Regions from separate parts of the Homo sapiens genome. Here region 1 is linked to region 2. The links are chromatin loops, found by intact Hi-C in ENCODE. Cell type or tissue: B cell. All regions are shown on one strand. Links, peaks and the distances in the headings refer to the core of each region. The heading gives the core; the rest is flanking DNA.

Region 1 (16,461 bases), core at 3,092-11,091, 54 kb before region 2:
GGGCTCCTACTGACTCTACATTATGGTGAGTTGTATAATTACTTCATTATATATTATAATATAATAATAATAGAAATAAAGTGCACAATACATGTAATGCTTTTGAATCATCCTGAAACCATCTCCACCCCCACCCCATTCGTGGAAAAACTGTCTTCCACAAAACTGGTCCCTGGTGCCAAAAACGGTTAGGGGTTGCTGCATAAAGTACTCAACATGGGATACACTGTCGCAATGTGAATTTCTTGATTTTGACATTGCAGTGTATTTATATAAAATGTAACAACTGGGAGAAATTGGATGAGGGATGGAGGGGGTCTTCTCTGTACCATTTTTGCCACCTTCCATAAATCTATATAATTTTAAAATAAAAAAATTTTTAAGTAAAAGGATAGATTTTTGTCCTTTTCCCCTTCCTGCTCTTGCCTATCCTCTTATCCTCCAGGAACCAGTCAGGTCTAAAGCCATAAGCTGGGGCCAAACAAGGTGTCAGATACCAGACAGAAGGAAGAGGGCTTCTACATGGGAGGATGGCCCAATATAAGATGTCAAAGACCAAGCAGGGTGAGGTGGTTCTCCATATAGAGGGGCAGCTCAGCATGAGGTGCTGGAGCCCAAGCAGCATAAGGAAGAGTCTAGATTGTGGGAAAAGGGCAGCCTGGACCACCATGTCAAAAGCTAAGTGGGGTGAAGAAAGTATCAAAGAGTGGATGTAGACCAGTGCAATGTATCTAAGTAAGAGTGCCATAAGGAGGGGGTCTGCTTGGTGCTAAGGTCTAGTTCAAGTTGTCAAAGCACATGTAGGAGGAGAAAGGTATCCACGCAGGGCAGGGGTAGCAAGTACTCCTGTGAGGCTTACAAGCCTAGGAGCATCTGCATTAGGGGTTAGGATAATAAGAAAATAAGTAAATATGCTGAGATAACAAGCCAGGTTTCTCACCGTCTAATGTACTCTGCTGGACTTGTAATGGGAGGTAGCAGTAGGAACTCATGGTTTTCAATATTGATAGATATGGAAATTATAGAAAGGAATATGTGCACTATATGTAAATGTACATCATTATATACATACATACATTCTCTAGCTCTGTCCATTGAGAGGCCTAGGAGCAGCTATATCCCAACTGCAAGGAGCAGCATGTTCAGCACCCAGACCTTGGCTTCTAAATACCATTCTCCACTAAAATGAACTAGGGGGTCCTTGGAGAAATGGCTGACTCCAGAACTAAAGCAGAAAAAGGACAAGATAAGCCTAGAACATAATGTGCCAAAAAGCAAAGAAGTACTCAACGACTGACGAGATATGTCCAAGAACATAAAACCTGCTTGAAAAGGCTTCTGTTAGCCAAATCTTAAACAAACTGAGTATTAAAATAATCACAGTAATAGATTTTAACCCAGCAAATTTTTAAAAACCCTAATTCCATATTGATAAATAAAGTGTGATAAGGAATAACTTTATAGCAGCAAAGCCTGGAAGGTATCAATTGATCAAAGTGAACCATCATCTGAATGACGGCAAATAAAACTCAGGTGCTGCCTGTCAGAATGCAATGGCGAGAAAACACAGCATTATTTGTACAATATTCCTGCCAAAGATGCTTAACTTAAATATCCTAAGGAGGAAAAAAAATCAGGTAAGGCCTGAGGGACATTCTACTAAATAAATGTAAAATATAAATTCCAAAAGTGATGAATTAACCCAGACTAACAAAAACTGAAGAACATGACAATTAAATTCAACATGTAATTTTGAACTGAGTCTTTTGGCTAACAAACTTTAACTGCTGGACTTTAGCAGCTCTCTCCCAGTAACTAACAGAACATGTAGTTCAGTGAGTACATAAAAGAGTTAAAGAATACAATTAGTGGCCGGGCGTTGTGGCTCACACCTGTAATCCCAGTACTTTGGGAGGTGAAAGCAGGAGGATCGCTCGAACCCAGGAGTGTGAGACTAGCCTGGGCAACATAGTGAGACTCTGTCTCTACAAAAAAATTTTAAAATAAGCCTGGCATGGTGGTGTGTGCCTGTAGACCAGGTAGCTCAGGAGACTGAGTTGTGAGGATTACTTGAGCTCAGGAGGTGAAGGCTACATTAAGCCATGATCACACCACTGCACACCAGCACGGGCAAAAAAAAAAAAAAGAAAAAAAGAAAAAGTGAATACAACTAAACAACTTGACCTAACTGACATTTATAAAATAATCCAACCAACAATAGCCAGAATACACATTCTTTTCAAGTACACATAGAACACTCACCAAACAGATCATATGCCAAGCACTGAAACAAGTCTCAATAAATTTAAAAGGGCAGAAATCATACAGCATATATTTTCTAACCACACTTACTAGATATTAATGATGAAAAGATATCTGGAAAACTTCAAAATATTCAGAAATTAAGCAAAACACTTCTAATTAACTCATGAATCAAAAAGAAATAAAGGAAGTTAGAAGTATCTTTAATTGAATTAAAATGAAAAAATATATCAAAAGCTATGCTGAGAAAAAAGTTTGGAGCTTCACATGTTTAGGTCAAAAATGAATATCTAAAATCAGTCACCAAACTTTCTACTTTAAAAAGCTAAGATAAGAAGAGCAAATGAAAACCAAAGTAGTAGAAAGAAATAATAAAAAGTAAAAATGAACAAAAGTTAAAGTGAATAGTGAAAATCGATAAAACCGAAACTTCACTATTTGAACAGACAATGAAAACAAGTAAATCTCTACCCAGTCTAATTAAGAAAAAGAAAAATTATTATACCAATATCAGGAATGAGAAAAAAGAAATCACCATTGATCCTTAAAACAACAAAAGAAAATATTAATAGAACTTTGGTCAATTAAACAATTAAGAAAACACAATTTACCAAAACTTATTCAAGAAAAAATGTTTAGTATGAATAGCCTACTTATGTTTTTTTAAATAAAATTTGTAATTTAAAACCTTCCCACAGGCTGAGGTGGGAGGCCACTTGAGCCCAGGAGTTCAAGACAAGTCTGGACAACATAGTGAGACCCTGTCTCTACAAAAAAAATTTTTTCTAATTAGCCTGATGTGATGACATGTGTGTATAGTCCCAACTACTTGGGAAGCTGAGGTGGGAGGATCATTTAAGCCTAAGAGGTTGAGATTACAGTGAGCTGTGACTGTGACCCTGCACTCTGCACTCCAGCCTGGGCAACAGAGCAAGACCTTGTCTCCAAAGAACAACAAAAAACCCTTCCCACAAAGAAAACTCAACTCTAGATTAGCTTTACTGGTAAAGCCTATCAAATATGTATGATAAAAATATCAATCTTACACAAACTCTTTCAGAAAACAGAGAAGGAAACACTTCCTAACCCATTTACAATGAGGCCAATATACCTAAAAACGACATAGCTATTCCAAAAAAAAAAAAAGAAAACCATGGACTAATATCTCTCATAAACATACAAATGTTTAAATTAGCAAACTGAATTCAACAAGAAAAAAGGACGATACATCATGACCAAGTGTGATTTATCCCAGGAACGCAAGAGCTGTTTAATATTTGAAAATCAGCATAATTCACCATATTAAGAGAATAATGACAGGATATTCATATGATCATTTCAATCGATGCAGAAGAAGTACTTGATGAAGTTAAATATCCATTCATGTTTTTTTTTTTTTTGAGACGGAGTCTCGCTCTGTCGCCCAGGCTGGAGTGCAGTGGCGCGATCTCAGCTCACTGCAAGCTCCGCCTCCCGCATTCACGCCATTCTCCTGCCTCAGCCTCCGAGTAGCTGGGACCACAGGCGCTTGCTACCACGCCCGGCTAATTTTTTGTATTTTTTTAGTTGAGACGGGGTTTCACCTTGTTAGCCAGGATTGTCTCAATCTCCTGACCTCGTGATCCGCCCGCTTCGGCCTCCCAAACCACTCACGTTTTTTAAACAAAGTCTCAGCAAACTAGGAAGAACACTTCAACCTAATAAAAGTAATCTATGAAAAACCTACACCTAATTCTTTTTTTTGAAACAGTCTCACTCTGTCACCCAGGCTGGAGTACAATGGTGTGATCTTGGCTCACTGCAACCTCTGCCTCCTGGACTCAGGTGATCCTCCCAATTCAGCCTCCCAAGCAGCTGAGACTACAGGTGCACACCACCATGCCCAGATAATTTTTTTTTTTTTTTTTTTTGGCAGAGATGGGGTTTCCCCATGTTGTGCAGGCTGGTCTTGAAGTTCTTAACTCAAGCAATCCCTTGCCTGCCTCGGCCCCCTAAAGTGCTGAGATTACAGGCATTAGCCACTGCACCCGGCCCCTAACATAATTCTTAATGATGAAAGAGTAAATGCAGTCCCCTTAAGATCTGGAACAAAGCAAACATGTCTACTTGCATCGCTTCTATTCATCATTGTTTTGTAGGCCCCAGACAGTGCAATAAGAAAAAGAAATAAAAGAGATACAGATTGGAAAGTAAGTAAAACATATGGACAATACAATAGTGAAGAAACCTAAGGAATCTACAACATAACTACTATAACTAATCAGTAAAGATAACAAAGTCACAGAATACATAGTCAATATAAAAAGAATCAACTGCATTTCTATATTCTAGAAAGTAACAATTAGAATTTGACATTTTAAAACATACCATTTATGATAGCATCCAACCAAAACCATGAAATACTTAAGGATAAAATTAACAAAATGTGCCCAATAACTTTACACTGAAAACTACAGAACAATGCTGAAATAAAGAAAACCTAAATAAAAGTAAAGGTGTACTACATTCATGGACTGGGAGCCATTATTGTTTAGATGTTGGTTTGTCAGTCAAGTCAATATACAGAATCAATGCAATCTCAATCAGAATCAGTTGACTTTTCTATAAAAAAAAAAAAAACAAAAACCTAAAAGGTGGATTCCATACTTTATATGAAAATGCAAAGGACCTAACATAGTCACTACAGTATTACAAAAGAACAACAAAATTGGAGGACATACACAATTTGATTTCAAGATTTACTATAAAAGATACAGCAATCAAAACAGTGTGACACTGATTTAAAGACAGACACTAGGTCCATCAATGAAAACCCACAAGAAATAAGACTTACACAAACACGTACCAAGAGAAATGAAAAAAGACTTGTACAACAATTTTCCTAACCACTTTATTCATAGTAATTGAAAGCAAGAGACAACACAAGTAACCACAAAAAGGAGGATGAATAAACAAATTTTGATATTAATTAAAATGACTAAACATTAATCAATAGGGAAAAAGAATGAACTGTTGATACATTCAACCAACATGGATGAATCCCAAAACATGTTGTGCAAAAGCAGCCAGACACAAGAGTTACATGTAACTCCATTTACATGAGGTTCTCATCAAGGACAATGACAATCTATGAAGAAAAAATATCAGAACAACTGTTGTGGAGGAATTGACTGGGAAGAATTACAAAAAAACTTCCCAGGATTACTAAAACATTTGGTATCTTGATGGATTATGGATTATACAAGTTTATGCAGTTGTCAAAACTCTGAACTACAAACTCAGAATCTGAACATTTCACTTTAAACTTTTCCTCAATTAAAAACAGAATGTATATTTTCACTCAAAAAAAATCTGATTGCCTACTATAACCCAGGTATTGAGAACACAAAATTTAAAGGCAGGATACAGAAAAAAATACCTTAAAATATAATGACAAGACAGTCTTGCAAGCAAAGAAATGCAAAGTTATTATAGTTACCATAATGAAAAATCACAAGAAAGAGACATCTTTTAAGGTGAAACATGAGTAACAGTAAATTGCCAAATAAATAATATTATAGGCATATACGACATGAACAAAAGTAACAGAAAAAACCCATAGTGGACCTAGGCAACTAAATTAATTTGATATGCTTAAAGCATAAAATGGTGGCGAAAGGGGCTGAACTACAGTTAAAAAAAAAAGTTGGATAAGGGACGGGATTATGACGGCTATTTCCGCCCATGCAAAAAAGTACATTTTAGCTGTTTAGTAATGAGGAACCACTGGGGAAGTTTCAGTAAGGGAATGACATGTATACATCTCGTTTGGAAAGATCACTGTAGAAACTATCTGAAAGATACACTGGAGAAGGCGCAGGCTACTGTCAGTCCAATAAAAATGCCAGTCTATTGCAATCTATAGACTACCTCATCCAACAAAAACAGAATGCACATTCTTTTCAAGCTCGCACGTAACATTTCACCAAGGTGGACAACATTCTGGGCCATAAAATACAATCTAACAAACTTAAGAGAATAGCAATCATATGGCGTCTGCTCTAAGACCACAACAGAATTAAACTACAACTAATAACAGAATGGTAGCTAGAAAATATCTCAAAATACTTGGATATTAAACAACACACTTCTAAACAATAATGGTTCAAAGAATTTTTTTTTTTTTTTTTTTTTTTAAAGACAGAGTTTCACTCTGTCACCCAGGCTGGAGTGCAGTGGCACAATCTTGGCTCACTGCAACCTCTGCCTCTGGAGTTCAAGTGATTCTTATGCCTCAGCCTCCCACATAGCTGGGATTACAGGTGCATGCCACCATGCCCGGCTAATTTTTGTATTTTTAGTAGAGATGGGGTTTTGTCATGTTGCCCAAGCTAGTCTCAAACTCCTGAGCTCAAGTAATCCGCCACTTTAGCCTCCCAAAGTGCTGAGATTATAGGCGTGAGGCACCACACCCAGTCCAAAGAAGAAATCTTAACAGAAATTTTAAAATATATTGAACTAAATGAAAATAAAAATACAACTATCAAAATCTATGCAATGTAGCTAATGCAGTGCTTAGAGGAAAATTTATAGTATGAATGCATATATTAGAAACAAAAAATCTAAAATGAATACGCTTCCACTTTAGGAAAGTAGAAAAAGAAGAGCAAATTAAATCCGAAACAAGCAGAAAAAAATTATAAAAATTAGAGCAGAAATAAATGAAACTGAAAATAGGAAATAGAGGGAAAAAAATCAAGAAAATCAAAAGCTGTTTCTTTGAAAATATCAATAAAATAAGCAAGCCTCTACCACTGGGCAGGGGGAAATGCAGAGTTGTTCGAACATGAGTTTCAGTTTCAGTTTTGCAAGATGAAAAAGTTCTAGAGATCTGTTGTACAACAATGTCAATATAGTTTGCACTACTAAAATGGACACTTAAAAATTGTTGCTCTCTCCTCTGCTCGCATTTTCACTCTGCCATGCCCTGCTCTGAAGAGACACCCACCGTTACCCCCAGCAAACAGGCTGGTTTGCAGAGGAAGGCAGCATGCAGCTCCGTTTTGCCCCATTCTCTGAGCAGGCCACAACCCTGACTCAGGGATCCACACAGGCCACAGGCTATGACCTCAACGGTGCCTATGATGATACAATACCACCTATGGAGAAAGCTCTAGGGAAAATGGACATTCAGATAGCTCTTCCTTCTGGATGTTACAGAAGAGTAGCTCCATGGTTTGGATTAGCTGCAAAACACTTTATTGATAGATGAAGATTACTGAGGAAATGTTGGTGCTGTACTGTTTAATTTTGGCAAAAAAAAGTTTAAAGTCAGAAAAAGTGATCGTATTGCACAGCTCATTTGTGAATGAATTTTTAATCCAGAAATAGAAGTTCAAGCTTTGGATGATGCTGAAAGGCATTCAGAAGAGTTAGGTTCTATTAGAAAGTATTAAAATTTATGCTAAGAATAGAAAATGAGAACTCATACCTTTTTCTTAAAAGAGTTTTTGCTTAAAGCATTTTGGTAAAACTTCTGTAATCTTAATAGCTTTACCTTCTAAAAGTACTGCATTTTCTTATGATCAAAGAAAAGAGTACCTCTGTTCAGATCACACAGAAATTTTTTCTGCTGATAGTTGTATGTAAATCTGCTTTGTCCTGATATAAGACAGTGTCTTTTTAAAATCAAATGTACATCAATTACAGACCCCAAAAAACCCTATATAATTTAACTTAGTAAATGATACACCAAAAAAAAGGGAATTGTTAAGACAGTAATTTTTTTAAATTACTGTCTTAAGACAAGAAAAAAAGAAAAAAAGAGAAAACACAAATTACTAATATCAGAAATCAAAGAGAGGACATCACTATAAACCCCTGGACATTAAAAGGATAATAAAACAATACTATGAACTTTGTTCCCACAAATTTGACAACTTTATCAAAATAGACCAATTCCTTGGAAGACACAATCTGTCAAAACTCACACAAGAAGAATCAGATAATCTGAAGAGACCTATATTTATAGGAGAAATCAAATCAACAATAACTTTCCAAAACAGAAAGCACCAGACCCAAAGCAGTTCACTGGTGAATTCTACCAAACATTTAAGGAAGAAATTACATCAGTTCTCTACAATCTCTTCCAGAAGATATAAGCAGAGGGAATACTTGCTAATTTATTCTATGAGACCAGCATTACCCTAATACCAAAAACAGACAAAGACATCAAGAAAACTATAGACTAATATTTCTCATGAACACAAATGTAAAAATCCTCAAAATATGATCAAATCAAATCCAACCACATCTAAAAAGAACTATATACCACAAACAAGCAGGATTTATTCCAGGTATGAAAGTTGCTTCCATATTCAAAAATCAACTAATGTAATCCATTACATCATCAGGCTAAAGAGGAAAAAGTTACTGCAATGGGCTAGGTAAAGCTGGTGAATGTATGTATCAGAGCACAACTACAAGTAGTTATCCGCTCATTCACACCATGTGCCAACACCTGGACTACAGTGAAAAGTAAGACAAAACTCCTGTCCTTATGGAGTCTACAATCCATCAGAGAAGCATCGTACAAGTAAATCACAAGTCCCTATCACAGGGACTCAACCTAGAGTCAAGAGAAGTGACAGGCTGATGATGATGGAGCACTATCTAGAGGTTATAAAACAGGTATGAAGTATGACTGAGGGTAATATCTCAAGCAGGATATATTAAAGTCCTAAAGCAAAAGAAAAAGTACATGTTAGATGAACTGAAAGGAACCCAGGTTTGATATCATAGAAAGAAGAGACAAGAATTTACATGATGGTTGTGGTTTCACTGATTATTGGGTAAAAATAAAGGTAGAAGAAGGAAAAACATATGGGTGCTTATGAAACATCTTAAATGACGTCTGAGGTAGATAGGAAAGAGTAAAGGGCTGATATACTTTAAAAAGATAAACAGATCAAGCAAGCGGAGGATACAAAGAGAACAGAGAATAGGAGCATATTAGAAAAATTTAAGAAGGCAAGAATTACAGAATTTGTAGGAAAAACCCTTGAATGTGTGATATTTTTCTAGTTACGTTGAAGATTCAAATGTTTTACTCTTTAAGGAGAAACCTAGAAGTTAGATAAAATATCTTTTAAAATTAAGCATTTAAAATTTAATACCAAAATAATCCTGAGAAATATTGTTATCCTGAAAGAAATAAGCTTCTAAAATAATATAATACAAGAACTTAATTTTGCCTTTCAAATATGATTTATGTCAATATTTTAGTATATCTATTCAAGAACACTATTTAGCCCTGAAACATTTTCTGAAATTTCTTCGATGACTTGCAGTATTACGTAACAAAAAATTATGTTTCTAAGTTTAATATCTTATAAAGGAATTACTTACAGGGACATTAAGTGCATACTGTAGTCCTTGAGGAAGTCTTTCATGTGTTTCCATCTGCTCTTCATCATTTTTCACTGTCTCCTCATGGACCATGAGTTCATCATGTGATATCATATCCTGTTGTCTCATTTCACTTTCTTGTAACACTTCATCTGCAGCAAGGATCTCCTGGTGAGGCATACTTCGATCTTGAAGTACTGAATCCTGTAGCTCTCCAGACACAGTAGACTGGCCAGACACTCCACCCATTACAACCATTGTCCTGGAAGACTGCATTTCGTCTATGCCGCCACATTTAAGAAACAATCCTTCCAGTTTGTCGTCAATGTTCATGCTTAAGTATAACTGCCTAGAAAACCAAGTTTGGCAACAAAACATAGTAAATTAGTTTTATATGACTACTTCATTTTAAATTTTCAAATTAAGAATTTGAACATTCAAATACAAAGATTTTATTGATGTACTTTGGAACTGCCTCCAATTTTAAAATTATAATACCAATATCGGTTTCCAAAGGCTGGTAGAATAAAACACAAATTTTCATTTTCATATAAAGGCATCAAATCCTAACTACTTTATTATTGAAAAATAAGCCTGACATAAAAACAAATTAGGGAAAAGTATTTGTAACATCAGTCAAGGGATCCATATTCTTTAATATATTAATAATATATTGAAATGTGTTAAAAATAGAGATGAATTCAGTAAGGAATAAACTGACAGAACATCATCAAGCAAATCATTTTTAAAAATTTAGAAATAGTCATTAAGCATATAAAAAAGAGTCTCAGCAGTAATCCAAGAAATTACCATTAAACAGCACTATCATATTTCATCTACCAAACTGATAATGACTCTTAAAAAATACATCCAATGTTGAAGTATTAAAAAAAGACACTCATCTACTGATAATAAAAGTATGTATTAGATCAACTATTTTCAAAAGCCATTTGGTATCAAATGCTATGAAACGTATCAAAAGCTATAAAAATGTACATATTCTTTGAACAAGGAATTCTACATTTTGGAATTTATCTTGATGAAATAAAAAATGTAAACAAAGGTAGACACAGAAAATCACTACAGTAGTCAATACCATAACGAAAATGTTAAGTATATTTCAGTTTAGTCACTTCTTTCCCAAATTAATCACCTAAGTAATGACCAACTTTGATCATAGTTTTCAGCAGTCAAATACCTAAGTTAAATTCCAACACACTACTGAAATCAAAATACTCTTTCCTTTACTAAGGTTATCATTAACAGAGAAAACTTTACTGAAATGAACAGCTCAAAAAAACCTTATAAACAGCAAAATACACAAATGTGTAATTCATAACTTGCTAATCTTTCTTCCCTGGTACCAGGTATTATCAACCTAGAATATATACAGTATATCTGTACAAAACATCTGATTTCACTTTTCAAAATCTTTAGGTAGTAAAGTTAAAATCTAAAGGTCAAAGATTGCTGGGTATGGTAGCTCACGCCTGTAATTCCAACACTCTAGGAGGCCGAGGCGGGCGTATCGCTTGAGCCCAGGGGTTTGAGACCAGCTAGGGCAACAAGGCAAAACCCCATCTCTACAAAATAAAAATACAATAATGAGCTGGGCATGGTGGCACGCACCTGTGGTCCCAGCTACTTGGGAGGCTGAGGCAGGAGGATGGCTTGAGCCCAGGATGTTGGGGCTGCAGTGAGCTGTGACTGTACTACTGCACTCCACCTAGGTGACAGAATAAGACCCTGTCTCAAAAATAAACAAATAAAAATAAAGGTCAAAGATGTTACATACATCACCAAATAGCTGCTCTCTTCAAAAATTTCATTTATCACATTTCTTAGAAAACAAACTAAAACTAAATGAAACAAGTCTCTTAATGCTAAAATTTCATTATTCTGTCCATTTATTTGGAAATCCTTAAGAATCAACTGGTGAAAAGTATTTGTAACATCAGTCAAAAACTCCATATCCTTAATATATTAAAATACCTTAAAAATTAGAAGAGATCAATAAACTGACAGGAACACTATCAGACAAATCACTAAAGAAAACTTAGAAACAACCATTAAATATATAAAATAACTATATTTTTATGTTTTAAATATATAAAACATTGGCCGGGTGCAGTGGCTCACGTCTGTCATCCCAACACTTTGGGAGGCCGAGGCGGGCAGATCAGCAGGTCAGGAGATCGAGACCATCCTGGCCAACATGGTGAAACCCTGTCTCTACTAAAAATACAAAAAAATTAGCTGGGCATGATGGTGCATGCCTGTAGTCCCAGCTACTCAGGAGGCTGAGGCAGGACAATCATTTGAACCCAGGAGGGGAAGGGTGCAGTGAGCCGAGATCGAGCCACTGCACTCCAACCTGGTGACAGAGCAGGACTCCATCTCAAAAAAAAAAAAAAAAATGGAGGGAGTAAATATATACATAAGTATATACATTTATGGGGTACATGAGATATTTTGATACAAGCACGCAACGTGAAATAAGCAAATCATGGAGAATGGGGTATCCATCCCCTCAATAATTTACCCTTTGAGCTACAAACAACCCAATTACACTCTTTATTTTTAAATGCACAATCAAGTTGTTATTGACTATAGTCATCCTATTGTGCTATCAAATAGTAGGTCTTATTCATTTTTTCTATTTTTTTGTGTGTGCCCATTAACTATCCCCACCTTCCCCTTCTCAGCCTCTAGTAACTATCCCCTTTTACTCTCTATATCCATGAGTTCAACTGTTTTGATTTTTAGATCCCACAAATAAATGAGAACATGCATTTGTCTTTCTGTGCCTGGCTTATTTCATTTAACATAATGATCTCCAGTTTCACCCGTGTTGTTGCAAATGACTGGATCTCATTCTTTCTTTATGGCTGAATACTACTCCATTGTGCATATGTACATTTTCTTTATCCACTCATCTGTTCACAGACACTTAGGTGGCTTCCAAGTCTTAGCTATTGTAAACAGTGCTGCAACAAATACAGGAGTGCAACTATCTTTTAATATACTGATTTCCTTTTTAGGGGAAATATACCCAGCAGTGCGATTGCTAGATTGTATGCTAGCTCAATTTTTAGTTTTTTGAGGAACCACCAAACTTTTCTCCACAGTGGTTGTACTAATTTACATTCCCACCAACAGCATAGAAGGGTTCCCTTTTCTCCACATCCTCACCAGCATTGGTAATTGCCTGTCTTTTGGATATAAGCCATTTTAACTGGAGTGAGATGACATCTCATTGCAGTTTTGATCTCCATTTTTCTGATGATCAACAATGTTGAGCACCTTTTCATATGCCTGTCTGCCATTTATATCTCTTCTTTTGAGAAATGTCTATTGAAATCTTTTGCCCATTTTTTGATTGAATTACTAGATTTTTTTTCCTATAGAGTTGTTTGAGCTCCGTATATATTCTGGTTATTAATCCCTTGTCAGATGGGTAGTTTGCAAATATTTTCCCCCATTCTGTGGGTTGTCTCTTCACTTTATTGACTGTATCCTTTCCTGTGCAGAAGATTTTTAGCTCGATGTGATTTTTTTAAATTAATCTTATGCCTAGCATCAAGCCAAAACAATAAATATTGAGGAAGTAGTAGTACTCTGGGGACAGATAATATTTTGGAAAAAAGGCATAAAGTACTAGAGTGAGAGACTTGGAACAGGAAGAGAGCACACCTTGATACAGAAGTAGTAAAGTGAAGACAAAGTGGAAATACTCCAAATGAAAAACAAATGACCTCTTCAAAAATATTCCTGAAAACCAACCACATGCAAAGAAAAAGAAATCTCACTTCCTTTTTACTAAGTTCCTTATTCCTATGGCCCCAAATTAAGGCATATATTTGGAGTTAAACTGTCTGGCCTAGAAACTGTTTTTGAAATACCCTGAAATTTCCCCAAAATACCAGCAAGTACTAAGATACCAAAACAGACTCCAATATCAATGGACACAAGGTTTTAAATAAGACAAAGTTTTAAAATGAGCTTTGGAAATATCTATCAAAATGAAAACTGTATGTACTCTTGATCCAGCAATCTCACTGCTAGGGATATACAGTATACAACCTTATGGGTTTATTCATAGACATTCACCAAAGAAGTAAGTATAAGGATGTTTGCTACAACCCTTCAATGGGAAAAGACTGGAAACAAATTTAAGCATCCATAGACAGGTGACTTGTTAAATTAATTATGACTCAGCCATACAATGGAACACATGCAGCCATTAAAAGGAATGACGTTAGCATTATGTGCTGATTCTCCAAGATACATTAAGTGAAAAAAAATCAAGGAGAACTATGTAGATAGTAAGATCTTTTATATATATATATATATATAGAGAGAGAGAGAGAGAAATACATATACACACACACATATATATATATATATTTTTTTTTTTTTCTGGTAAGAAACTTACCTGGAATTTGGAAAATGAAATAAGAAAGGATCTTCATGAAGAAGACTAATTTTGACTTTTTATTATTCCTTTTTCATGTACCAACATCTTTTCTTTCTTTAATGTTACGGCAAGCTAACAGGGTATGAGTAACAGAATTGACTCTAGGTCTTGTTTTTCTTCTTTATTTTAAAACAAAGACTTAGTGTTATTTTAAAATATGTTTCAAAGACAAAGTGAGTCATACCTCTATCATATACCTCAACCTGTCTCTGGCCAGGAAATTTTACCAGGCCCATGGAAAAAGGGAATAGGATAAAGCTACACTTAATAATGAAAGATAAAAGTACAAAAAAAAATACATTTTTATTGTCCTTGCACCTCCCTTCTATGCCATTATGGTTTTAACCTTTCCCACTTAAACTCTTAAGTGGTCTCAGTCAAAGCTCTCATGTGCCTCACTGCATATTCAAAAATCCAAATACAACAAAAGGTCCCATGCTCAAAAGCTAACACATGCCATATCCCTCCTCTAATTTCATTATTTTTAGGGAGGATCAGCCAAGTGTAAAGAAAGAAAACTGAGGTAATCAAGCCACACTAATATGTAAATAATTAACTGTCTCTTCCTGTTAACTCCTCAAAAAGCCAACTGCTTTCTAATCCAAATGTGTGTATAATTAATGGAAAGTCAGGGGCTAGGGATACTACACAGAAGAGAGGAGGAAAGAAAGAATGCTTCCTTTAAATCTTATTACTCACATGGAAGACTGATTTGGAAGGGAAAAAAAAACTAAACAATTAATTTCAGCTTCAAGGAACCTCTATCCAACTGGAAAGAAAAGAAAATACGTGGAGTAATAAGCCACTCTGAGCTCCCTGTGAAGACCCTTTATCTTGTAGAGACCTTAGGCAGCTGACACCACAGAGTACAAAATGGCAGCGCTGTTAAGAACCAAGACAGACTGGAAAATGATGTCCAAGGGCTAATTCAGCTAAGAGTGAGAGGCAATCCTTCCTCTGCACTGCAAGTTACCCAGAGCAGAGAATGATGAAAACTACAACGGAGCAGGAAAGAGAAAGGAAGGAGACCAACTCAGGCCAATTTCTCCTAAATCTCCCTTTCGCAGATTACTTCAAATTCTGCATTCTTCCCCCGCTTCCATGATTTATTCTTCCCTCATCACCATCCCTCTGCGAGAGAAACTGTCTACAGGGGTATCTAGGGGGCCACAACACAACTTCCAGTTCCATTAAATTTCCCCTCCCTGCTCCCACTCCCAACCCCCCCACACACCTAACATCCTTCCTATTGACACGTGTTTAGTTCAGCTGTGTAAAAGCCTAACTGCAGTGGCTTAGGTAACCCTCTAGTCATTTAAGCCTAGTGGCAGAGGGCTACTTAAAAAGAACGTAAATTATCTGCCATTACCTTTCTCCTGTCTACCAGAAGAAATAGCTGACTCTTCTTGTGGTCACCTTCTAATTTAATGTTTCTAATCAATTATGTGTAAGTAATTAAAAACTAAGCTTTATAGATTTATATTAAGTTGAAACAGAGTAAACAGTTTTCGGTCGGGGCTTTTAATAAGGAATTAAATACATAGGCTTTTAATACAAATGTTTTTGACAATTATGTCCAAAACTCGGGGAACTGTCTGGGCTCATCTTCAGAGGACAAAGTTAACAGAAGCATTACAAATGGACAAGTTGGGCACTACTACTCATTTTTAATCAAATATACAAGGCTCTTAAAAATGCTTGCTTGTTCTACAAGGGTCAATTAAAAACTGGGAAAAAAATGCTTGCTGAGGTTTTTTGTAATGGGAGTTTTATACAATTAATGAGGTCTTTCCAAATTAATATGTTTATGTCTGTATTCTAAAATTCAGAAATTATGAAAACCTGGAGAGGAAAGACAACTAATGTGTGCTGAGATGTAAGACACTGTGCTGGGCACCTTTAAATATATTACCTTACTTAATATTTACAATAACCCTCAAGACAGTAACAGCATATCCCCATTTAACAGACAAATTGGGGCTTACCCAAGGATACATAGCTCAGAAGTAAACTGGGATTTCAAACCAGACTTACCTGACTCAATGCACTTTTTACCTTATCACACTATTTCCTGACTTTAAAAGGCCCTGGACACATTAGGAAGTAGTTGAACTCTCATTGTCCTCTCACCACCTGCTCTTAAGGCCTTCTGTCATCATTGCTTGGCTTGGCAAAGCAATCAAACTGTCCTTAGCTGACTACTCCACCTCATGGCTACTATGGGAGAACTTTCCGACACAGAATCCCCTTTTCTCCTGTGGGAGGATTCAACACTTTCCACGTTTTCTATTTTCCAATTTTCTATCTGTTACTCATATCTCAGTGAATTTCTCCTC
Region 2 (16,461 bases), core at 5,875-13,874:
GAACAAATGTGTTAAGTTCAAGATACCCTAAGATGTTTCAGTAATTCTGGTTGAGTTTGCATTCAAAATTTTGCCTAAGCTATCATAACTAACTTTAATTGTTTTGTTTTAAAAATTGTATGTGGTCTTTTTAAATTTTTCAGACATTTTCTTAAAAAGCAGCCACTGAAAAGTTTACAGTGGTAACAACACCATGCTGAAGAATTCAAAAATATGTGTGAATCTGAAAAAGTAACTAATTCACTGAAAGACAATATTTCTCACAATGCGATTATTTAACATTGTAATTTGATTAAATTTATCTGTATCAAGCAAAAGTGATGCCACACCCTTTCCCTCAGCAATGATTTAAACTAAGAAGTAGAGGTAATAAGAGACCTGAGCTCTGCATTATCTGTCCAACCTTGGGTAAGTCACCATCTCTCCATAACTCAATGTCTTCATCTACATACTGAAGGAGTTATACTTGTTAATCTTCCAGCTCCACAATCCTGTGTTCTAATGTTCTAATATATACTTCATAACCTTTGACCCATGATCATTCTAATGACAACATTGGAAAAAGATTTATAATATACATGATATAGAGATATCAATTAGATTACAAATAACTTTCATAGGTTTAAATCATTTGGGAGAATGTTATTCTCAATACATCAGATCAGGGTTTTGTCAACATCAGCACTACTGACATTTTGCAGTGGATAATTTCTTTGTCATGGGGACTGTCATATGCATTGTAGGAGGTTTATCTACCCACTAGATGCCAGTGGAACCCCCTCAGCGTGCTGACCAAAAATGTCTCCAGACGTTTGACAAAATCACCTCTGGTTTGAGAACTATTGCATTCGATTTAAAATGTCCAGGGTTTCCAGACAAGGGAAAAAGAAGAAGACTGTTTTTGTTTTGTGATATAGGAGGAATGGCATAAGAAAAGACAGGAATGTTTTCCAGCAAAACAAAAGGTCGGGCTGGGCACAGTGGCTCACATGTGTAATCCTAGCACTTTGGGAGGCCGAGGCAGGAGGATAGCTTGAGGCCAGGTGTTTGAGACCAGGCTGCTCAACACAGTGAGACCCCAGTCTCTATTTAAAAAAAAAAAAAAATTGCAACTCACATACTAGAAAAAGGTACCCTCTTGTATGAGGCCTAATGAAAACATTAATTAAATATTGTTGTGTGTGGCTAATGTAGTAACAATGAGAATAAAAGTATATAAGCTATGGGGAAATCCATAGGTATTCCATCCATGCCTTGTAAAGAATCCTCAATAAAGAGGTCCAAACGTTTTCAACAGAGATTAATGACATTAACTTAATTCCTCTTCTCCCTAGCATTTCAAGGAGGCTAAAAGTGCTCAAGTTACTTACTCCCTATTCTAACCACTGAGAACACTCGCATGAAAAATATATCTTCCCCCCGTTAAAAACCATAAGCATCTGCCTGTTGTAATCAAATGTAAATGTGGTACAAATCCCACTAGAAGTACCACTGGGTAATATACTCAAGTCCTCTGTTTTTAAAGAAAGGCCAAAGAAATCCAGTGTGGAGAAATTACTTTTAAATGTTTTAACAGAAAAGTAAACGTTCACACGTTCATTTTTTGGCTCAGCCCTATTTTCCACCAAACAGACAAACACCCAGTTTCCTTAGTCTATTCTGGGATTGGTCACCAGACTGGGCATAAGAGACCCAGAGTCTATTCCAGCTCCAAAACAGACTGGTAATCTCAAGCAAATTATTCACTCAGGTTAAGGTTCTATACCTGTATCATGCTAACAATACTGAAAATCTGCCCAGAAACAAGCACAGAGAAACCCAGGACTTCCTCCTGCACCCAAAGGACAACTGCAAATATATTTTTAGATTTATTAAATCTAAAAATCTGAATAGGATTTTATTTATAGCAACATTTCAACATACTTGAAATTTCCAAACTGAGTGGTGCCTTTACCACTGCCCTCTATAAAATTAAGAAACGCTCTTGTTTAATCACACCATGCCTAATTTTGCAAAATTCTTCATGTAAACTCAACAAATCACAATTATTATATAAAACAAAAAGCTGTTTTAAATGCAAGCTGTTGGAAAGAGCTTCAACTTTTGCATTTCCAACTCTAGCTTTCATTCTACTGCACAAGTAGTTCTTTCCTGGCATCGTAAAAGGTGTTTCACAAAGTCTGGAGAGCAAAAGTTTGCCCCACAGCCCAATTCTGGAAAGGCCTTAGGATTGTTCTTACCACTAGACAAGCAGGGTTTTTTAATATAAGGATACAGGTGTACATTTTTTGCTCTTAATACCCAGTAAAAAGCTGTCTAGTAAAGCAAGTTACCTGCTGACCTTTTCACAGACGTGAAACTGTAAACACAATGCAGTTCAACAGAAGATTTGTAAAAGAGGAATAAGAAGAAAAACGGGTGTCCATCATCAGCCTTCGGCGGCCCCCCCGCTGTCTGGCGGACACTTGTTAGTGGCTGCGGAGAAGCCACTCACAAAGTTTCCCATCCCGTTGAGGGAAGGGGTCCTGACTGCGCCAGCGGGGCAGGCCCAGAAGGCGCGGTATCTGGGAGGTCCGGCCGCCGCAGACGACCCCGCCGAGGCCCAAAGTGCGCCAGCTTCTCCGCGCCCCTCCGCCTCCTCCTCCTCCTCCTCCCTGCAGAGGGGCGCACGCGCACAGACACACGCACGCACGCACGCACTTACACACAAAAGGAAGTCATGGAAGGTGCTGGTCCCTGCATACAGGCACACTCGCGCGGGACACACACACACCCCCCAAAAAGAGGCGTGCGGGGTTCGCCAGACGGTGGGCAAAAGCCCGTCCTCCCCCCCTTCCAGGGCCTGCTCACTTCAGGGAGCGCCCACTCGCCCAGCCACGGGCCAAGAGCGCACGGACCCAGGCGGGCGGCAGCCCACCCGCCACCACGCAGCTCCACTTCGCTGTTCCACAGCCACCAACCGCACAGCCGGCACAGTCCCGCCCGCGCAGCTGGCCCAATCGGGCCTGGGCTGCAAAAGCCCAGGGAATATGAGGGCTCCCTACTTCCAAGTTTCTTTAATAAAAATATTACATTTAATGATGCTTGTCAATATCCTCACCTCTACAAACCAAGGCCTGTTTAAGCCCCTTTCCTTAAAGAACCAGTTATCAATAGTATCCAACAAAACGCTGCAGAACACAGCTTTGTATTATCACACAGCCTGACAGTAAGAAATCTCTTTCAGTAGCCTCCGCCTTAATCCTTCCTCTTACTCTAACTTTTCCACACCCTAATTTACTCATTTTAGTTTTTTCTTGCCTTGCTTGTTTTATATTGTTCCCAAAAGAAATCTTCTCTAAACCATCTTTCCATTTTACTTTTCTAATACTTGAAGTAACAAGCTTCATAAATCGGACCGGCGCGGGGACTCAGGCCTGTAATCCCAGCACTTTGGGAGGCTGAGGCGAGCGGATCACGTGAAGTCAGGAGTTCAAGACCAGCCTATCCAAAATGGTGAAACCTCATCTCTACTAAAAATACAAAAAATTAGCCGGGTGTGGTGGCGGGCACCTGTAATCCCAGTTATTCAGGAGGCTGAGACAGGAGAATCGCTTGAACCCAAAAGGCAGAGGTTGCAGTGAGGCGTGATAACGCCACTGCACTCCACTCTGGGCAACAGAGCAAGATGCCATCTCAAAAAAGAAAAAGAAAAAAAAAAGCTTCATAAATCACTTCCATGATATCTCCCACTTTAGCTATTCAAAATCTCTCCACAACTTTTATAATTTTTTATCAGCTCCTACCAAATCAATACATAAATAACTTTCTCAAACACTGCGTTTTTCTTGTCTGTTCTCATTTCCTCAAAGCTAACACTCTCCAACTTACACAAATTTGCCCCAAACTGCCATCAAAGTTTGTGCATCTATTCCAGAAGCCCCTATGGCTACAGAAAAATCTGTTTCCTAGGCTCGTCCCCAAAACCTTGAAAATGACCTTTCCAAATATTCTGTAACAATTCATTTAACTCATTCATAACTCAAAACTAGTTCCACTACTAGTCCCACTTCCCTTAAAACTAATTATACAACCTAATCAAATAAACAAATTTTAATATTATATGTATCTACACATACAGGTGTGTACATATGACAAGTACACATATACAGGGGCCTGCAGAACAGCAAGTGTGCATTTCATTCTAATCTCTTGGATATTGGCTCTTCTCAATTTTACAGGGAAAACTTCTCCATGCCACCCTAGATGTTCAAAGGTCAAACCCCTGTATTGTGAAGACATTTATCTATGTTGAATTAATATAGTTATCATTTAAAACACACTTCTCTCCATGTCTACTATAATCCTTCCCATCACCTTCTTTAAGATACTCATCATTGGCCTAACCCACACAATCCACCCAAATATTCAGAATATGCTCTCCCTCAACAAGGTCCAGTCTGAGGCACATCCTAAAAACAACTCTAGACTGAATCAGGCAGGGCTGCTACATGATGGTACAGCCAAGTTTCATGAGTTGAGCAAAGTGAGAACCCTGGGCCCTCTCAGGCCTTCAACACTCTGAGTCTCCAGAGATCTTTCATTATTAAATTTGGTGGCTAAACAGATGTAGAAGTTAAGGCAGGAAGAAAGTGATGAAAGCCCAGGGCTAAATCCTGGAACTAATCCTGAAGCAAAGCTACACTAGGATGGAACACCAATACTACGTATTTTGTGCCTTGTCATATTTTTCTCACTGCCATTTCATGTTTCTACATTAAATATGCTTTCTCTCTCTCTCTCTGAAACATGAACATCAAAAACTCTGATATGGGCCATGCACAGTGGCTCATGTCTATAATCCCAGCACTTCAGGATTATTAAAGTCATTATAGACAAAAAAGAAAGTAAAGAGTCCACTTTAGTTCCCTTAGGACATCTCATTCTTACCATGTGCCCCATTCTTCCACATTTTACCCGAATCTCTTTACTTATGCAAGTTTTTGCCAGTTTTTGCAAACAGAAAACATGATGTGGTTCTCAAGCACACAAATAGAGATCTCAATGTCTCTATCACTGACAATATTTTTTTAAAAGCTGGCATGACATACTGCCACCTTTTATCATGGGTGGCATAGACTGTTCTTATTTGCACAGAGAAAGAATAGGTTTCTGACATCAGTTATTTCCTGCTCACTTCAGCGAGCGCCCACCTGCCTGCCCTGCCATGGGCCAAGAGCACACAGACCCAAGTGGGCGGCAGCCCACCCGCCACCATGCAGCTCCACGCCGCTGCTCCACCAGCTGCTAAGTGCACCGCCAGCACAGGCCCGCCCATGCAGCTGGCACAACTGGGCCTGGGCTGCAAAAGCCCAGGGAATACAAGGGCTCCCTACTTCCCAGTTTAATAAAAATATTACACTTAATGATGCTTGTCAATATCCTCGCCCCTACAAACCATGGCCTGTTTAAACCCCTTTCCATATGTTCTCTCCATATTTTCTCTGCTGCAAGCTACTCTCTCCTCTCTTATGCCTACAACTTCAACTTCCTCATTCATTTCCAGTCCATCTATTTACCAGATCCTATCAGCTTCTCCATGTTCTATTGTCAACAAACAATAGAACATCTTTTGTCTTTTACCTTCATCTTTTTTTTTAGACAGGGTTTTTGTATTTTTTTGATTTTTTTAGACAGGGTCTCACTCTGTGGCCCAGGCTGAGCGCAGTGGTGCAATCATGGCTCACTGCAGCCTTGACTTCCAGGGCTCAAGTGATTCTCCCACCTCAGCCTCCTGAGTAACTGGAACTATAGGTGTGCACCACCATGCCCAGCTAATTTTTTATTTTTGTGTAGAGACAGGGTTTCCCTATGTTGCCCAGGCTGGTCTCGAACTCCTGAGCTCAAGTGATCCTCCTGCCCCTGCCTCCCAAATCACTGGGATTACAGGTGTGAGCCATCATACTCAGCTTACCTTATCTTTAATACACCTCCACCTCATCTTTTGTTTCCAATGTCTCATTTCTTAACCCACAAATATCTTTCAGCTAAATTTATATCAGCATATTACACATGAATGGTTATGATTTTGCAAGTATTATTTATTTTATAAACAAACTGTTGGGAGGCCAAGGAGGGAAGATCGCTTGAGACCAGAAGTTTAAGACCAGCCTGGGCAACATAGGAAGACCACATCTCTTTAAAAAAAAAAAATTAAAATTAAAATTAAAAAATTAAAAAATATATATATACATATATATAGAAAAGAAAAGCCAGGTATGGTGGTACACATATGTAATCCCAACTACTCAGAAGGCTGAGGCAGGAGAATTGCTTGAGCCCAGGAGGCAAGGCTGCAGTGAGCCATGACTGGACCACTGCACTCCAGCCTGGGTAACAGAGAAGACCCTGTCTGAAAAATTAAAAAATAATAATAATAAGAGAACTGGTAAATGTAACAAATCTAGCTATTTTTCTCAATTCCCGTGGCTCAATGATTCCAATCACTATCAACTCTTGCCCAATTATTGTGACCACCTGTCTCATCTTACCTGGCTTTTCCTGGACAATCTGCTTCTCTCATGACTAGCTATATCATTCTCCTACTCCTTCAGCTTGATAAAAAAGGACTTGCTGCTTCTTGCTCCCCAGGACCACTCCCTGTTATCCTATCACTAAAAAATCGCTTGGGAGTCACATTACTCACTGAAACCATTCCTTCTGCAACATCTACCAACCTCCAGAACACCCTCCTATTTCCCCTACCCAATAACTTCAATTCTGCTTGCTCCCAAATTCAGCCATTATTCTCAATGACTTCAACAAAGATGCTCAAGAACTTTCTACACCCTGACCTTCAAAAACTCCTAAGACCTTCATCTGCACTTCAGCTAGCCACAAAGAAACAAAACAGAGCCATCAACTGAAAAGTGCTAGGCCGGGTGTGGTGGCTCACGTCTGTAATCCCAACACTTTAGGAGGCCAAAGCAGGTGGATCACTTGAGGTCAGGAGTTCGACACCAGCCCTGGCCAACATGGTGAAACCCTGTCTCCTTTAAAAATACAGAAAATTAGCCGGACATGGCGGCTCATGCCTTAATCCCAGCTACTTGGGTGGTTGAGGCAGGAGAATCACTTGAACCTGGGAGGCAGAGGCTGCAGTGAGCCAAGATTATGCCACTGTACTGCAGCCTGGGTGACAGAGCGAGACCCTGTCTCAAAAAAAAAAAAATAGTTACAATCCACTAGGATTGTAACTTCAGAGACCACCCCCCTTTTCTTTATCCACAACTACTTTATGTTCTAGTTGTAGACCTGCTCTTTACCTCCACTTGGCTTTATTGTCTCCCTATATAATTTAAACCTGTCCAACAGCCATTTTAACACTGTCCTCTCCAGAATATCATGACCTTCCATTATTCTCACTATGCATCTCCCCAGTGATAGACAATCCTCACCATCTGTTTTCTCCATGCCCACGCACTGGGTGTTAAGCACCACCAGAAAGCTATGAAATCTTCCACAACAGATTTATTCTAAATACAACTCTCCGTCTCATTGACTAATCCAAATCATTTTCATATTTAAATCCCTAATTCCAACAAATACTCGAACCCTTCTATAAAATTCCCTCAAATCACACCTTCTCCACCTGTAATCAAATCCTCTTCACAGCTTCTAAAATGCTGTAACTTCATCCATCTGTTACTTCTTGCCTCCAGTTTTAGAATAAGAGTTGTTGTTCTTCCTTCTCAAACTAAACTTCTTTAATCAATTCCTGTATTTATTGCTTCCATATTCTTCCAACCCACTCAGTAAACCACCATGCACCCTGGTCTCTGAACTGCTCTCTTGAAGACCACAAAAAAAAACAAAAACTAAAAAATCTATGTTCCAAATCATATGATCCCCCACCAAAGTCCTTACCCTTTTTTTGTTTTTGTTTTTGTTTTTTTTTTGAGACGGGCTCTTACTCTGTCACCCAGGCTGGAGTGCAGTGGTTCAATACCAGCTCACTGCAACCTCCGCCTCCCAAGCTCAAGTGATCCTCCCACCTCAGCCCCCCAAGTAGCTGGGACTACAAGTGCGCGCCACCACACCCAGCAAAGTTTGTTATCTTTGGTAGAGATGAGGTTTCATCATGTTGCCCAGCATGGTCTCGAACTCCTGAGCTCAAGCAATATGCCCACCTCAGCCTCCCGAACTGCTGAAATAACAGGTATGAGCTACCATGCTTGGCCAGTCCTTACCCTCTTTTTGGCAATGACACTTAAGCTACCCACCTTGCTTTATGTCACTGTAATGATTCTACTCTGACCTCTCTGGTTGTTTCTTCTATCTGAAATCACTGCTGCTCTTCCTAGCCCAAATTGTGGATATTTTCCCAAGGTCTGACCTGGAGCCTCCTATAATTCTCAGCCACTGAGGGTCTCATCCCTCACCACTGTTTCTACATTTTCATTCTTCATATGGCTGTCTTCCCCCAGCTACCCAAAATAATCTTTAAACCATCACCCTCTCCTACAATCCAATTTACTCCTGAGGAATTAGAATATATAATGATTTCTTTTTAACTAGAATTGGAATGCATAATGATTTCTTTTTAACTAGATTCTTCAACTATTACTTCAATTAACACTTCAATTATCAGTCCAAATAATTTCATAACCGTCAGTGCCCTAACTAAATCCAAAATTAGTAGCTATATAATTATCAACTCTATGTATGTATTCCCAACTCTATATTGGACTTCTTTTCTTAGCTCCAATCCAGTACTGATGCCTCACACACAGGTCAATGTGTCTTAAAACCCCAAAACAGTTCTGCTAAGTGATCTAATAATTTCTACTAATGGCACCATCAATCTCAGTCACCCAGATTAAAAGCCCTAGAGCTTTTCTTCAGTTTTCTTTTTCTCTACTGTTTCCCAAAAGCCTATCTGCCATCAAACCTTCCCATTCTTTCTTTGAGGTATTTCTTATAGCTATCCCTCTCCTTTTATTCCCACTATGACTACCCAACTTATACCCTCAATACTTCACACTTTTTTTTTTTTTTTTTGAGACAGGGTCTCCCTCTGTCACCCAGGCTGGAGTGTAGATTTCAGCTCACTGCAACCTCTGCCTTCTGGGTTCAAGTCATTCTCCTGCCTCAGCCTCCCGTGCACCTGGAACTACAGGCATGTGCCACCATGCCCCGCTAATTTTTTTATCTTTGCAGAGACAAGGTTTCGCCATGTTGCCTAGGCTGGTCTCAAACTCCTGAGCTCAAGCAATCTGCCTGCCTCAGCCTCCCAAAATGCTGAGATTACAGGCATAAGCCACTGTGTCCAGCCTACTTCACACTTTTTCCTAACTTTGTCTCCCAGTCACCAGGTTCTCTTCATTACAAAAAGAGAAAGGTCACCAGATTAGTATTCTTAAATAGTCTCTTATTTACCCGTTCAAAAATCAACACTGGTTCTCCACTGCATACTGACTTAAGTTAAAACTCCTCAGACTTCAGCCAGGTATGGTGGCTCATGCCTGTAATCCCAGCACTCTGGGAGACCGAGGTGGGCAGATCACTTGAGGTGAGGAGTTTGAGAAAAGCCTGGCCAATATGGCAAAACCCTGTCTCTACTAAAAATGCAAAAATTAGCTGGGCGTGGTGTCACATGCCTGTAATCCTGGCTACTAGGGCGGCTAAGGTAGGAGAATAGCTTGAACCCAGAAGGCGGAGGTTGCAGTGAGCAGACATCGCACCACTCCAGCCTGGGTGAGTGAGACTCTGCCTGAAAAAAACAAACAGAACACCTCAGACTTCAAAAAACTTGAAACCATCCAATAATCATGGAATAGATAAATACACTGTGGTATATTCATATGATAGAATACCACACAGCAATGAAAAAAGAATAAACAGCCAAACATAACATGGATAAAACTCACAGACATGCTCCTTGAGAAAAAGGAACTAGACACAGAAATTGGGTTCCACTTATACAAAATTCAAAAACACACAACACTACTCTGTTATGACAAAAGTCAGAATAATAGTTATTTTTGGTTGGATGAGATATCAGCTTGGAAATGGCACATGAGGCATCCTTCTGGAAGTCGGAAATGTCCTGTATATTGAACTGGGTGGTGGCTACATAAATTTATACCTAAGTGCCCTTAAGATTGGAGCACTTTACTGTATTTATCTCAATAAATACATTTTCAAAATCCAAGTTAGCCTGAATTTTTGAGATAGTCTGCCTACTTCCCAGCTTTATTTCCCTCCATTCCTCAACATGAACCCTAAATTATAGCTAATCTAGACCACCAACCCCTAAACATGTCCTGAACTTTGCTCACTGTCACTCATATCACTCCTTCTTCTAGGAAAGCCAACCCTCACCTTCTTGCCTATTATCTTATTTATCCTTCAAGGTCTAAGCTTCGCACCAATTTCTCCACAAAGCCAACCTTGAACAAACCTGCCACAGTACTTGTGTCATAGATGGATGTGTATGTTTTGTCCCTGGATAAATTCCTGAAGAACACGGACTGTGTCATATATAAACATGTATCCTTCACACTCCCTACCATAGAACCTTGCACATGGTAAATATAAAAATATACCCTGAATGAATAAATTCTGGCAGTCCATTGCATACAGTAAATATAAAAATATACCCTGAACGAATAAATTCTGGCAGTCCATCAAAGTATCCTCCAGTCTAACCCTCCTTCTCACATCCACCCATCACTGCTTCTACTCACAATTCATCCCACAGTCCACGTATTTAGTTTCTATCATTCAACAAATAATTGAGCACCTACTACATGAAAGAAACTAAAATTATACTCTAATGTACTGCACTAAACTACCCAAAAATATAATCCAATTTCAGCTGCTGCCATTTGAATATTTCTACAACTCTAAATTTCCAGTCAGCCAGGCATGGTGGCTCACACCTGTAATCCCAACACTTTGGGAAGCTGAGGGAGGGGATCACTGGAGCCCAAGAGTTTGAGATCAGCCCAGGCAACATGGTGAGACCACATCTCTACAAAAAAAATTGAAAATTAGCCAGGCGTGGTGGTACATGCCTGTGGTCCCAGGTACTCGGAAGGCTGAGGCAAGAGGATCACTTGAATCCACGAGGTAGAGGCTGCAGTGAGCTGCTGCGTTCACACAACTGCATTCCAGCCTGGGCAACAGATCAAGAGCCTCACGTTCGTTCATTCAATAATAAATAAATAAATAGCATATTTCTAGTCATCTTCCCCTCTTCCCTACCTCCAACTGCATTCCACTTCCATATTCTAATCCTACTGCTATCAAACTAATTCAAGCCCTTCTTAATATCTCCAGTAGCCACCTAACTGGTCTTTTTGTTTTCTAACTGGTCTTTTCACATACAATCTTACTCTACCACCACATTACCCGCAATCTACCCAGTAAGGTATAGCTATTGCCAGCTATCTAATATACGGTCCTTGGCTCAATTCTCTACTCAGAAAAGTTCAACAGCTATACACTAATGATTTCTGCTAACATACTTTAATCATATGTTAACATACTTTAATTCTCACATCCTCACCATAACCCTTGCCAGGAAAGTATGATTATCAATTTTATGAGAAAATGGAAACTCAGAAAGGAAATAATTCTCCATAATCATACAGTGGGTAAACAGAAGAGCCAAGACTAAAACCCAGCTTCTGTTTGCTTACCAAGCACAACACTACATCATATCAAATACAAACTACTTAGCTTAGCTTTCAAGGCCATCCATTTTCAACCCAACCCCAACTGACTCTCCTACCTTGTATTATACCTTATTCATGAACTCTCTGCGTTCCAAACTATAGATTGTGATTAATTATTTTGTCGGTCATGAAATCAGTTTAATGAGTGACAATCAGCTTTTTTTTCTTCCCCCTTGGCCAGCTTTTTTTCTTTTTAGTCAAACAAAATAGATAACATCCAACTGCACCTGCCACTGTTAAGGACAGTTACTGTATTATGAAACTTCTTGTTTTACCCACACACAAACATTCATACATGCATATATTAGATAGAAGTGTGACATGTATTTCTTACTATAGGTCATAGTTTAAAAATTAAAACCTAACTCACCATTCCCCACATCTCCTGGGCTTCTCACCTCCAAGCCTTTGCTTACGCTAATCTCTCAGGCAGGAATGCTCTCTTTCAGTAATCTTTGCCAATCAAAATCCTATCAATCCAAAACTTAAAAAAAAAAATCTTATCAATCCCTTCAAAGACTAGCTAAAATTCCACTTTTATGCCTTTAAAGTTCTGTCTCAGGTTTTCTCCTAATCAAATGCATTTTCTGCCTTTTAAATTCAGTAATATTTGGTATATTTGTGACTCACAGATATATTTGTGATTATAGTACAGGTATTTGTGCACAAGTCCAGCTGCCCTACCACAATATAAATCCCAAAGGTTTTATTCCTGACAGCAAAGCATTATATGCTTTTGCATATAACAAATGTGCATTATCTGTTAAATAAAGCTCATCCCATCATTTTCTGAAACCTTGTTATAAATCAACATAATTTAATAACTTCTACTATATTCCAAACTTCTGTTGACTCTTATCCTTCAAATAGCCTTACCATCTTCCTCCTCAAAACAGCCGTCTCAAATAATCCTCTTTACCCTCCATCTTCTCATGCTTTCCTCCAAAGATAGCCTGTCATATTTCAGTAATCTTTTCCCTCCTTCAGAATCATGCTTTCTATCAGATACCACCTTTCCTTCCCCATCTGCTTATCTTCTACCTTATTCCTAGTTCTCTAACACCGATACACATTGATCTATATTCTTTAAACAGATTTTTCTTTTCTTCATCATCTCTTTAACCAGATTTATTGAATTATTTCAATTCATTGCTAGTGCATATAGTTTGGCAGCCCTGTTAAGTCCTTTGTAGAAAAAGGCAGGTTATGAATAAATGAAAAAGAAACATAAAACATATAGACAATTCAGATCTCCTAAATTATCTCAAATATCTCATTCATTCATTCATTCATTCATTCAACAAGCTCGTGTCTACTGGACACATGCCCTCAGTTCTGTCTATTCTATTCCGTAATTCAGAAAGCAGCTTTGAGAAAAGCATGCAGGAAAATGCCAGGATAACAGGGCCAAGTTGACTCATGCTCTTCTCTCATGAAGGCCAAGTAATTTGTGGGGTACAGGCTCATAAAAGAACAACTAAAAGTTACACTATACGAAGACGGAAAACAGACCCCATAGTTGTTTCAGGGGGCTCAACATCTACCAACAAATGTGAATCTGAAAGGAACAAACCAGTAGGAGTAGCTAAAATGAAACAGGCAGAAAGCATTCAGACAAAAATAGATCCAGACTCTAGGTTCACTTTAGGGCTGCAAGAGGAATTTGGAGTCATTTAGTTCCTCTCTGAGATCCCTAAGGAATCTTTTCAAATATAAGTATGGTTCACTTAAATCATTTCACCAAACCTTAGCCAATGTTCATTTCTCCATTCCCTGAACTCCTACAGCACTTACTGTCTGTAAAACTCATTTGTGAACTTAAACTATCTTGCTCAAGGTAATAAAATTATTAACAAACATACTCAGAATTTATTTCATCTGAGAAAAATGAGTTTTTAAAAAATTTATTTACACATTCAAATCAGTATGGTCCTCTTTAAAATAAGTTACTTTGGAAGGCTACCACTTACTCATTTATTCACTCCATCCATCCAACCATCTGATGCACTCAACCAACATTTATGTAGTGCCTAACTAACTACATGTGAAGCTATCACCCCTGTTCAAAATATTTCCAACTTCCTCCTTGGGAGTGTTTTCAAAATCAGCTAATAAGTCAACCAAGAAAATTATTCCCGTTTCTGTGATTAACTGGATTTAAGGCAAAACTATTTTTCATTCACTCTATTTGATATTGACTAACCTTCAGCATTTCTAAAAATCAAAATTTCAAAGTAAAAAGATCTGTCATCAATAAGACCATTCAGAATAAGATTATACCATGTATTATTTAAAAGTGTGCCTCTTGGCCGGGTGTGATGACTCATGCCTGAAATCACAGCACTTTGGGAGGCCAAGGTGAGTGGATCACTTGAGGCCAGGAGTTCGACACCAGCCTGGCCAACACGGCGAAACCCCATCTCTACTAAAAAATACAAAAAATTGCCAGAAGTGGTGGTGCACGCCTGTAGTCCCAGCCACTCTGAGACTGAGGCAGGAGAATCGCTTGAACCTGGGAGGCAGAGGTTGCAGTGAGCCAAGATGGCGCCACTGCACTCCAGCCTGGGTGACAGAGAGAGGCTCCATCTCAAAAAACAAACAAACAAACAAAAGTGTGCCTCTTGGGCTCGGCGCAGTGGCTCACACCTGTAATCCCAGCACTTTGAGAGGCTAAGGCAGGCAGATCACCTGAGGCCAGGAGTTCGAGACCAGCCTGGCCAACATGGTGAAACCGTGTCTCTACTTAAAATACAAAAATTAGCTGGGTGTGCTGGTGTGTGCCTCTAGTCCCAGCTACTTGGTAGGCTGAGGCACGAGAATCAGTTGAACTCAGGAGGCGGAGGTTGCAGTGAGCCAAGATCACACCACCGGACTCCAGCCTGAGTGACAGAGTGAGATCCTGCCTCAAAAAAAAAAAAAAAAAAAAAAAAAGCCATAGAAGCCTAGAAAGAACATTCTAGGGTCATTTTAATACATTTCCAGATTTCCCACACTAAAACTCTCCAGAAGACAAAGAATACTGCAACCTCAAAAAAAAAAAAAAAAAAAAAAAGTGTGCCTCTTGAAGGGATTATGAACTCCTAGCAAACAGGGACCATGTTTCGCTCACCTTTATAGACCCCTTCCCCCAACAGCACACACTAGATACTCAATAAATAGGTAAATTCTATAGAATTGTACTCAGAAGTTAATTCAGAAAAGGTGTTCTAAAAACATTCTGAACACTGCTACTGAAAATGACCACCGAAATATAAAAGTTCTTATCTGGAGATATAATTTTGATATTTGTTTTTAAAAATCAACTTTCTGAAATCTTATACCATTACTGAATTATTTCACAACTGTCTTTCTCTCTCAAAAGAATGTAAATACTACTTTGGGATGCCAAGGTGGGAGGATCACCTGAGGTCAGGAGTTCAAGACCAGCCTGGCCAGAATGGTGAAACCCCACCTCTACTAAAAATACAAAAATTAGCTGAGCATGGTGGCACGCTCCTGTAATCCCAGCTACTTGGGAGGCTGAGGCAGGAGAATTGTTTGAACCCAGGAGGCGGAGTTTGAACCCAGCAGTGAGCTGAGATCGCACCACTGCTCCCCAGCCTGGGCAACAGAGCAAGACCCCGTCTCAAAAAAAAAAAAATTGTAAATACTACAAATTCCTTGAGAGAAGAAGCTTATCTGTTATTTTTACTATCCTAAAAAAGAATTAAATCAGACAGTCCTAAAACAGTCATTTATGCCTGAGGTAAAAAAAAAAAATCTAAATTAAACCAGCACCCTGCTACAGACCAGATTTTACTCCAGATTAAACTAGCTTCAAATTTAGAAGAGACCCCTTGGTCCCACCTCTTCCAAGTTGTTACAGAACCACTGCAATTCCATTCTAATCCAGTCTGTCTTCTTCCCTTAAATCTAAAGGTCCTCTCCAGATATCCCTTTTGTCCTTCACGCTGTCAAACACACACACACACAGTTTTGCCTACAATACCCCCAAAGTACTCAGCAATTTCATACAATCCCACTATTATCACTAACAGTGAACACTACTTTCTATCAGTCATTCAACAGGTATTTATTAAGCACTTAAGAATCAACCTGCTGTTAGTTTCCCTAGAGACTACAGGAAGTCTCTGCTCTAGAACAGGTTACAATGTACCATTTGCAAAACAAAGAGAATAATTGTCACAAATACAAAATTTAGCAATACATAAACTACATGTGAATACTGTTACTACTGAAAGTAAGGAAGACTCTCAAGAGTTGCCATTACTTAGACTCCCAAAAAGAAGTGGAGTAATTATCTTTCTAATCTCCCAACATCCACCATAGTGATTTGCACCTCATACACAAATTTCAAAAACATTAATATTTTATGACTCTAACCTAACAGAGGAGATTGGGCCCAGTATAGTTTTTTCCTACCACATTCCCAACATATTAGTGACTTAAACATGCTAATTTCCTTAAAAATGACAAAAATTTTAGTCTCATCACCATAAGGTAAACCTCCTTCACATTAACTATATCCAAATCCCCCTCAAAATTCTTTACCTTTTCTTCAGCCTCCTCAAAATGTATCACCACCTCCATCAAACCCTGTTCCTCATCCTCATCCTCCTCTTACCACATTTCCCATCTCTCCCTACTACATCCCCCCAAAAAACACATGTATATGCCAATCCATTACCTCCTAAAAATAAAAACATAAGAATTGTGGCCGGGCACGGTGGCTCACGCCTGT

The links. Peaks named below come from ENCODE experiments on the same cell type or tissue, not always from the same donor. Only the 100,000 strongest peaks of a DNase experiment are listed, where the experiment ranks them.
Region 1: a loop joins it to region 2, with 1.9 times the contacts of the local background. A loop is called at or near these places in 12 of 110 quality-filtered maps.

What each region holds. Positions count from the first base shown.
Region 1 is chr3:125,303,660-125,320,120 of GRCh38, forward strand. It overlaps ZNF148 (zinc finger protein 148), which reads right to left. Exons shown (of 9, transcript NM_021964.3): 4 at 9,649-9,997. The coding sequence starts at 9,981. It also overlaps the pseudogene DUTP1. Among named protein-coding and RNA genes, the nearest start is that of ZNF148, 63 kb to the right of the region's middle. In B cell, for the core only: no CTCF peak of the experiment used is centred there; a DNase peak (open chromatin) is centred at 7,212; H3K4me3 peaks cover 665 bases; H3K27ac peaks cover 2,447 bases.
Region 2 is chr3:125,354,636-125,371,096 of GRCh38, forward strand. The region is part of intron 1 of ZNF148 (zinc finger protein 148); the gene reads right to left. Among named protein-coding and RNA genes, the nearest start is that of ZNF148, 12 kb to the right of the region's middle. RefSeq lists enhancers at 13,769-14,269, 14,270-14,770. In B cell, for the core only: no CTCF peak of the experiment used is centred there; no DNase peak of the experiment used is centred there; H3K27ac peaks cover 76 bases.